Regions from separate parts of the Homo sapiens genome. Here region 1 is linked to region 2. Evidence: chromatin loops called from intact Hi-C (ENCODE). Cell type or tissue: Caco-2. All regions are shown on one strand. Links, peaks and the distances in the headings refer to the core of each region. The heading gives the core; the rest is flanking DNA.

Region 1 (5,397 bases), core at 183-5,182, 110 kb after region 2:
TTTATTATACCCAGATCTCGCATGTTTTTGCTAGAATAAAATTAGATACTATTGTGTTTTATTATTTTATTACCACAGAGATTACAGCACTTTAAAAATGAAAGAGACATTCTCCTTTGCTATTTTCAACAAGCAGGAAACAGGCTGTAGGAAAAAAGTGAAATGTCTATAATTTTGCAGCTGCAAATTGTCTCTTTGTGTTACAGAAAAATATCTTTTCATTAGTGATTACTGTGATTCATGCCTTAATGTCATTTAAACATATAAAATAAGTTACAGATGCCCATTTGGTGCCAGCTACTGTGCCAGTCAATTATGAAGACATTAATATTACTATAAAACTATAATTGATATTTATTGAGTGCTCACTATATATAAGCACCAAATTAACTATGATTCTCATCAGAACCCTGCTGTGTATTATTATCATTTCTATTTTACTGATAAAGAACCTGAGGCACAGAGACGCTAAGTAATTCGTCTAAGGTCACACAGGTGGCAAATGAAAGAAGCCAGTGCAAAAAAAAATTAGGGATGGAATATAAAACTGAATATGTGATCTTGGCCCTTTATATAAAAGGAAAGATTTTAGTCTAGAATAGAGACCTATAAGCAATCCTTAATAATATTAATACTAAAAAATGAAGTAAAATTGAAATGTGAAAAAAAGATTTGGCAGTATTTCACGGTGAATAGGCAACTATTAGGTTGGTGCAAAAGTAATTGCGGTTTTTGCCATGACTTTTAATAGCAAAAACCACAATTAATTTTGCATAAACCTAATATTAAAATAAAGGTTTCCCTTTCATGTCAAACAACTCTCCCTGCAGGAAATATGTCTTTAACCCTTCCTATGTGTATTAATGGCTGTCACATGTAAGAAGGATGCCAAGAAGAGGAAGACACGTTCCCTGCCGCGTGTACAGAGGGTCTACCATGCACTGGGCTGACTCCCAAAGAAAGAGAAACTCTATCCATTGCTCACCAGAAGCTTATACTTTTTTTAAAAAAAAAGTGTGCACATGAAACAAACTTTTCTAAATTAATTTTTTAAAGAAAGCGTGTTTTATTGTTGTACTCTGTCCTCTTATCATAGACATTTTCATTGTGATCTGAGGTAACCACTTTTTTGGTTTACGTTAGCGTATTCTGGCTGCAAATAGCCCCTGACTTTATAGATAATAAAAAGTTTATGTTTTATTTACATTAGAGGATTCTGGCTGCAAATAGCCCCTATCTCTGTGTCCTCATTCTTAGGGGTAACATTTTCTCTTTTGAGGCTATAAAGAAAGAGCCCTACTTAAGTTACATTAACAAGATTTTGTGTAGTATAGTTAACATCTTTTAAATATTATACACAATATTAATTATAGGTATTTCCATTCTAAGATGTACTCTTAGGGCTCGGCATACTGTAATAACCCTAATCACCAAACATTAGGAGGATATTATGAGTGATCCAGAATATGGAATTAATGCTAAATTTTGCCCACTGAAGTTCCCCCCTTTGATCCGAATCTAGATTAAAAGCCACAAATTTGTCTCCCTCCCTCAGGCATACCAACCACTTACACTTTCCTAAAGATATGCACAGCCTTCTTAGAGAACACACAGCATCTCAACATGAATACCAATCAGATCACAGTCATGGTTATAACCTGAGACTCAAGAGTCTGTGTCTCCAAGGTCAGGGGTGTAACAAGACGGCTTCGAAAGCAGCTCCAATGTGCTTTCCACACTGGCAGATGTCCAAATCTAGGTTTGATTCTAAAATATTCAAACTGAGAAAAGTCCAGTTTTCCAGTCCACTAAAAATGAGACAAGTAGATTTAGGCAATTCTGAGATCAGCACAAATAACCTAAAAATATTTCACGAAAACCTATCATGAGCAGAGTGGTACCTGTCATAATATACCTGTGCAGGTCTCACAGATAAAAAAATATATATGGGGTGATATTGATGGGTGTAGCCCCATGTGCTTATTTCCCAGCATAGACCGCTTCAGTCATCCTAGTAAAATCAGTCTATAGACACACTGCAATTATGAAAGCTATATTTCTGGCAAATACCTTAAATGCATGCTGTTATTGTTTGATTGTATTGAAATAAAATGAAAGTGCTTGACAATTATAAGAGGCTACTATTAAAGAAACCATGAAATAAGTTAGTATATCCTTCTATACTTTGAAAGGCATAATTTATTTTGGTACTCATGTTTGTGCTCTGATTTTTTCGGTGCATATTGTAGGCATTATCTAGTATTCCATCAAAGGAACAATGGCTAGTGTTATATTATCTCCACCTTTTTAGGAGTTTTCCTCCTTTGGAAAGGCTGTCCTCCTTTTAAATATATCTCATTTTAGCATAGAGACTCAAATCTCATAAAAGTAAGAATGTCAGACTTGATAAATCTGCTCAAAGCCTTTTACTGAAGTGGGAATTCTCTGTTTCTGAGAAATTGAAAGATTTAATGAATATATTCTTGTCATATTATGACATCTCATTTTTCCCTCTCATAAATACTCGTCAGGTTTATGATTTCCCGCCCATTGGCCAGGAATGGCGTTGCACTTGCTGCAATGGTGGGTGCCCATACCAAGTTTAATTTCTCTCACAAGGAGAGTTGACAAAAGATCACAGCCACTAAGCCCTGGAATTACCCTAGATATTGCCCTCTGTGCTCTGCAAATGAAATCCTACAGAAGACCCTTTGGAAAAGAAGAACATGATGGTTAACACTCAGAAATCCATTTTGCACAGGGCAGCATTCGTATACACAGAAGTGCGGAATGACAGGCAGAGCTGCCAGTTCCTCGATGAGAAAAGTCAGATGCTTAGCACTACACACACACACGCACACACACACACAGACACACACAGACACACACAGTGCCTCGCAGATGCATGCACCCCTCCCCCTGCAGCTTAGAGTCCCCAGCTCTTCTCTCCCACGCATCCACCTCTCCCTCATTCCCCCTCTCTCATGCCCTTGATTGACTACCAGGTCAGATAAGAAATTAAGACCAGTGAAATCAGAACCAGACCGCACCTGTCCCTTCTGCAGCCAGAAGAGAACTGAAATAAAGCACTTATGAAATTGCTGTGATCATAACCTTCAAAACACTGAACTCCTCCCAGCTGTCGGCTTTCCCAACCCAAAGGTTCCACAATAGAGACGCTGGCACCAAGTCCCTAATATCTATTTGTAACAGAATGCTGTCATTTTGGGACGGGTCAAAGTGTTGCAAACTGTAAAGGTCCCTTTATAGCTACAAAGATTCTGAAAATAGATGTTGTTCTACTGATTTAGACTTGCTAATAGGAGGATCAGTTTGCTTCTATTTAAAATGATTCATTTGCTCGGAGAGAAAAATGATAGTAAGCAGTGATAAATACTTTGAAATGTGAACAACGATTACTATCTGTCTTCATTTGACAGAGATTGACATTTTTTTCTATTTCTTACAACCTAACTATTGACTTTTGTAAACAGCTACTGGATGACCTGCAATAAAGTTGAGCTCTTAGCTAGAACTGTCAGTTACTCATTACTAGCAGCAAACAAATAAAAAAGGGAACAATTTATTTGCACAATTACCCATCTTATATGTCTGAGTGCTATATTGCTAGCTATATTTAGCAAGGAAAACTTCAGTGAAAACTTTCAGTACTTCATTAAATAATAAAGATTTCATTTTTTAAACTAAGCTATGTATACATAGTCCAAACTATAATATAAAGTAACAAACTACTAATTCAGATAGAGAAAGATCTCTACTCTGGGAATATCAAATAAGAATTTTAAAGATATAAAAGGATGTCTAACCACATTATTTCACTAATGTGAACATTATTATCATTCTCAATAACATTTTATTTCCAAGCCATGATGGGCAACAATTAAAATAGAACACAACTGAGATGTGGCATATTAATTAGATGTGAGGATCCCTGCAAAAATACACATTTCTGTATTCATCATACTTGCCCTTATTTTAGCTTAGAAAAAGTTCTGCATTGTCACATTGCTATAACAATTGCATATGGAAATTAGGCATTTGTTAAAATCATACAAGAGACCAAAGGTAAAAACATTCAAAAGCTATTTTTGCCTGATGTTAAATCCTCTTACATTTTCATGTGATGTTGCAAATACACATATACACAAGAGTGGAGCCAAGAAATAGGAAAAGTTTGTAAATATTTATACACAGATAATATACACCATGTTCATATACATACTACTTCTAATCTCCTTTGTCTAATGATTTATTTTATACTCTCTCAATAGACACAATTTTTCAACTGTTCTATTTTTCTTTTGAAATAGCAGATTGTTTACGCTAGTGCTTCAAAGATATTTATGTAATTAGGGTTCTATTTCTACGTTGGCTTTTAAATCCAAGTTCCTCTTGTTTTGGAATGTCATGTGCCCACAAATAAGCATAGCCATGCCACACTGCGAGTCAAGCCTTCCACAGGGGCAGGGAGGGTGGTGGTTAGGCGCACAGACACTCGAACCACATTGTCTGGTTTTGAATTCTGGCTCCTTCGCCTCCCAGCTAAGTGACCTCACCTACCAGCATCTCTCTTCCTCAATTTACTCATCTTGAAATGAAGAAAATAATGGCACCTACTTCCTAGGCTTGTGAAGATAATATTTTTAAAGTGGTTAAAAATAATGCCTAGCACATAGTAAATGCTATCTAAATGTTAGTTTCAATTAAAATAAAATGAATATTCTTAACTATTACTGTGTAAGTTTTAGCACGTGAATTCTGACATATATCTAATAGGAAGGCTTTCTAGTATACAGCTATGTGTGTCATTTATTTCCTGTTTCTGCATAATTGCAAATTGATACAACAATAACAAGAATAATAATTTAAAACAATATCAACAACATATATTGTGTTGACTACAGCCAGGCACAGTTCTAAGCATTGTCTCATACAATCTTCCCTACTAATCAGTGAGATAGATACTGTCATTACTATTTTATAAATGAAAAAAACTGAAATTTAGGAGAAATTACATAACCTGCCCAAGTCCCAAAATTTGTAAGTAGCAAACTAGGACCTGAAACAAAGCCTGTGTGACTGTAAAACAAGTGGCCAGAACGGCTGGGCACTCCTGCCTCCTTCAATACATGTTTATTCAACACCTTAGTCTTCTTGGCCTGTCATTTCTTTGTACTGTAGTGACTCAGCTAGCTATCTGGAACCCTTCTTATATATAGTTATGGTTTACACTGGTTAAATAATTTTACTAAAAAATAAAATATTTGGTGCCAGGCCCCTGGGGATGATTTCTAGGCTTTTAGCCACACTTGAATTTGTCTCAAGCTGGGATAGAAGGAATGCAGGACTGAGGATCACAAAATCAGGATCCCAGCC
Region 2 (5,397 bases), core at 261-5,260:
TCTTGTTGTCCTAGACAACCTGAACCAAACTGTTAAATACCTGCCTGATGCCCATGAATGACTATAATATCGCCTATGGAATCTCCCAACAACCACCCTCAAAATGTGCAATTAGTCTGTTCCAGTTAATAGGAGGAAAAATGTATGCTTTACGACGTTCACAAATTGTAGGCATTTTAATGGCAGAGACAGAAATTCTGTGCTATATTTCATAAATGGCACAGTATTGTGTTCATTGTATTAAAAATATTCTGCTTTTAATACTTTATATTAGGACATTTCACAACTGTGTAAAGTAAGTTAACATAGGTTTGAATCTAAAGTAATTTTCTTCCCACATGAGGAAATATACTATTTCATTAACTATAATGGATATTAGAAGTCCGTTTGGTTTTTACATACCAAACATTTTTGTCTTTGAAATATGTTTCTGAAAAAACAGCTGTAAAGCAAATGTTTTTGCTTCCTCCCAGGTATACAGTGACACACCGTTTGCGGTAGAAGCGAGGTGAAATGATCTGAACAACTGAAAGAATTTGTGTTCATGAAGTTGCTCAGACAAGGAGCTGATGGAGCAGGGCATTGAAATCTCCTTGCATATTGGAGTTTAATTATAAAGCATTAGGTTAAATTTAACTCCTCAGAATCATTATGAAAATTTGTAACTCTCTGGGACAATTTTAGATCCATCAACTGGCACATAAATTTAGCACTCATACACTATATGTAGAAGTGTGTAAATATGCAAGCAGCCACCCCCACCCCATAACAATGCTGTGTTATTATTCCACAAGACAACACTTTTGAATCTGAAATCTTTTAAAATTACTAATCTGTTGCTCTTCTCATGGAACATCTTAACTACTTCATTTGAATGTACTATTTAAATAATACTAGGAAGTAGTTCTCAATGAATATTTAATTACTGAGTACTATGGTTTAAATCTTCCAACCAAGAAAAATAATGCATAGAAAATTATATTTATTATATATCTCAAAAACTGTTGAAAATTCTGAAGTTCTAGCAAAGATCACTATTCTTTATGAAATACACATCATCATTACAATGTCTGTGTTAGACATAGTATGAATATGATCTGTATGTCTTCAGTGAATTCAATAACTTAGAAGATGTCACAATGTAACTTCCAAAAAAATGAGAACACAATTTTGTTTATACGAAGACCTGGCATAAAATAAAATATGAATGAATCATTTTTAACACAAGATACAAAAACTCAGTTTGCAGGCAAATTAAGCAAAAACAAAATGTGCTTATTGTAAATATCCTATCCTTATTAGGAAACAATTACATTGTTTTCAGTAGATTTTTAATTCCTCTTGATGTGCCACTTAAAATGATTTGATTCCAAACTACTAGTGATGCAAGTTTAAACACATCCTTTAACTAGCATGGTAGTGACATATATTAAGTTGCCCATATGCAATTCACACTTGTGACTTTTCTCTGCCATTCATGAATTATGCAATTATCCCTAACTCATGGAAATGAAAGTGCATTAACTGCCCACTGTCATGTATTGTCTCTTTCTATGTCCTTGCGCACATATTTCCACGGCTCATTATTCATGGATGCATCTATGCAAGTGTAAATGTACACACATAATATGGAAATAGTCACACATGGATAAATAGCAACCAGACACTTGTTTGTAAAGATCTATGTACTTCATTCCAAACAACAAAATTTAATGAGGAACACCTCTATCCTTGTTATGGATGCCGCAAGGTAAACAAAACGGATGCCATTGTTATAAAGTAATAGAGGGATTTTCTCACACAGGAAGGAATGAAGTTGTTGGTGTACAAACCTGAAACAGCACCCTTTCATCTCTGACAACTGTTTTTCTAGCTTTTTCCCCCATTAAGAAATATGCTTTTCAGCACTGATTGAAATCTCACTGGAACACTATTCAAAAAATACTGACTGTACCTTGTGTTCCTAATCCTTATCTTTTCTCCATGAATGTTAAGATAGACTTGTAATGATGGCATTTCATTCCTAGAGAAAACAATTGTTTAAAATAAAGAGTTTTGGGGAAATTAAAATATTGCGTTTTCTCCATTGAATGTTATGGTCATGTAGGTGATTCCAAATTTTGAATTGAGCATCGAAACAATTTGCTCCTGACGTGATGTATTCCTCAGGAAAGTTCTCTGATTTTAGTCTAATAAGCACTAGTGAGCACACACGTGCAATGATCTGTGATAAGGGCAATCATGAGGATTCCTTCTGATTTACATTATTTCTAACATAAACAGATTGCCTCGATTGAGGTAATTATTTCTAACTAAATAGAATGAATTTTATCAGATATTCAGGTTGTAATTTGCATATAATAAAGTTTTTTAAAATGTTGCCTCAGGCAATAAAAGCAATATTTATTGACTTAAACAAAAGTAAAATATTTTTTCCACAGCACAGATTTTTTATTGCAGATAGTAAAAATTTCATGTTCAGAATTTCTTAAAAATGTTATTTCAGCAAGATAGCCCATTCAGTGTAAACCATATCTACATAAAATTAATTGGAACATGCTTTTTTTGAAAAACAATTATTTCATAATCATCTAAGTACTTTATTAAATATTATTTAAAATTAAAACTGAAATCATATAGATTCATAAAGAGATTTCAGTGGTATCTTTATTATATATTAAGAAAATGAAATACTTGATGTCAATATTTTGCTGAAAAATGCAGCTTTTCTTCATGATTATACATGCTTCTCTTTTTAATTATTTGATTCTTTTCCTAAGCAAATTTAAAATCAACCATCTTTGTTATACCTAGATAGTTAGACAAACCTTAAATCATTCTCACTAAATATTGTTAAATATTTTGTTAGTTAAGTTATATTTCAAATTCTGCTGCATTTCTCAAGTTACAAATAAATTTCATGATTCTCACATTTTATAGATATTGATAATATGTAAGAAATCTACTCATTTTAATTAGACACAGTGTGACTGAAAAGCTAAAAAGAAAAATGCTGGTAAGTAAAAGATCAATTTCAAAATCGGAAAGACAATAAAATAAACAGGTGGAAATATTCCCCATTTTAAGTTGCAGTATGTAGGAAATGCTTTTCTTTTTAGGAGAAACTTTTTAACAGGTCCTATTACTGCTAAAGTACAACAGAAATCAAATGTGTTAATCTCTAACACACTATATTTTTTATGTATGTAAGTTGTGATTCACAGAAATACTTTTGCCAAGGCAATAAAAATACCCAAGAATAATTTAGGATAAACACAAGTTTTCATTACTTTTCAGTAATTTCACTGACATCATAGATAATGTGTGACCAGTAGAAGGCACTGTTACAATAAATATATACATACAGCTGCTCATTTACAAACTGGTTGGACATTCTGATTAGAGTTTTACCAACTTTTTACAGCACAAATATTCTTTTCATGTAGACATTAAGTTATAAATTTGTCCTGTAAATGTGAAGAAAAAACTCATTGTGTAACTCTTTCTTGTGTAATTTTCAGTTGGATTTCAGCCCATTTACAATTTTATTACCCTCATTTTTAATTTAATTCATAAAAAAATTATGTGGTCACACTTACCACCCTTAGCACTGCATTTAAGGAATGTTGCTCTCTTGAGAAAGAACTCAGACTGTTGCAGGATTAGACATAGATTCATGTAGACCTTGCTTCAAAACAAGCTTCTGATTTCATTCTTTTTAACCTTTAGAGGTTTGATCATAATTTGCTAGAGCATGCAGGCATGGTCTTTTAATGGAACTGCTTGGATGTATAAAAACACCTCTAATTAAATCTCTGTGAAACATACCACTAACAATGTTGTTTAGTTTGTGTTCGTATACAAAAGCTCTTGAATACCTCTCCAAGTTTACAAAATCCACGTTAAAGGAGCCAGCATTGCAAAAAAATGTTACGGCATATGTTTGGATTTTTGTATTTCAGAGTCCTGACTACTTTATCTGAATTACAGATTTAGAGCTTTGTTATGTGTGATAGTTATGATAATATGATCACTAAAGGCACAGAGACAGGGAGACTCAAATCCCTTTGAAAATCCCTTTCTCTATTTCCTACAGCTGCTGCAGGAGTTTAATATCTGATAGAATGATGAAAAAGAACAGGCCGAACTCCAGTTTTAATAAAAATTTTAACAGGTCTACATATAGTTATGAAAAATGTTATTTGCAATGCCGATTTTTAATAAAATTTTCTTAAACCAAAGAAAAAATCCTCAAGGGGAACCTGATATGAATGTGTTTTTCATATGTACTATTTAAGGCTCTTTAAAGGTTATGAAAGTGATTGATAAAATAAGTTCTATTCTATACAACACAAACCTAAACGTACTTGCACTTTTGCATTTTAATCAAATAAATAAGCAAAGCTTTCATTTTGTGTGTTGGATCAGAAACAAATATTATCATATTGTGTAGTCAATTTTTATTCTTAGCAAGAAAAATTCATATTATTAAATGATGGCATTTTTAAACAAGTCAAAGCACTGCTAACACACACATTAAAGTAGTCTATCATCTATGAATGTATGATACTAAGAAATAATACATTCTCATGAAATTGGAATTGTGCTTCTTGTGTTTTTTGAATTTAAGAAATCATATGAAGTTTGAAGACTTTTTCTTCACAAGAGAAAATAAACACATTAGGTATGACAAAATGAAATTTAATTTAACCCAAGAGCTTCATAACTTATAAAGAATCTCTCTATAAAGTAAAAACGTCCTAAATGAAGGGTCTCATATGCAGTGGCCTGTGTGGGTGCCCTGTACTGTAATTACCCATTCATCATGATAACACAGCCTGGAAAACAGTCATGAGATAACAAGGCCGGGTCCCCAAAGTATCTATGTTCACAAAAAATAGAAACAAAGTGTTTCTAGGAAATCAGAAAGACATTTTCATTTACCGATCTAATCTACAGCAACTACAAAATAGGAGCTCCTTGTAACTTCCAATATGCTAAACACAATCAAGGAGTTCAGTTTTAAGCCTTAAAATGTGTGAGTTGTTATTATTTCCATTAAAACCATTGCATTCTAGTAAAACACTGATTTTCTAGCAACACTGACCTTGTCATTGTTTCTGAAACATTTTGAATATCATAGAAAGACTTTTTAACACAATATGCCATGTGTAATATATTAACATTTTCTTTAAAAACTTGATAGACTTTTTGAATTTAAAACTAGCTATACTAACAGAAGACAGCCACTATATTCTTTACAGAGGAGCATGCAAACTGTAACCATAAAGCACAGTCTTTATTTTATCCCTAAATAAATATTCACTTTCGAAAACATTAAATTTATTATGCACTGAAATAAGGAAAGGAAAGCATTACCAATCTTATTATAATACT

The links. Hi-C counts contacts between places; a loop is a spot of excess contacts. Peaks named below come from ENCODE experiments on the same cell type or tissue, not always from the same donor. Only the 100,000 strongest peaks of a DNase experiment are listed, where the experiment ranks them.
Region 1: it touches region 2 in a loop (2.3-fold over the local background); 1 of 110 quality-filtered maps calls a loop at or near these places.

What each region holds. Positions count from the first base shown.
Region 1 is chr4:110,848,766-110,854,162 of GRCh38, reverse strand. No RefSeq gene overlaps it. Among named protein-coding and RNA genes, the nearest start is that of MIR297, 9.2 kb to the left of the region's middle. In Caco-2, for the core only: no CTCF peak of the experiment used is centred there; a DNase peak (open chromatin) is centred at 2,882; H3K4me3 peaks cover 749 bases.
Region 2 is chr4:110,957,424-110,962,820 of GRCh38, reverse strand. No RefSeq gene overlaps it. Among named protein-coding and RNA genes, the nearest start is that of MIR297, 99 kb to the right of the region's middle. In Caco-2, for the core only: CTCF peaks have their summits at 3,105 and 3,310 (motif pointing right); no DNase peak of the experiment used is centred there.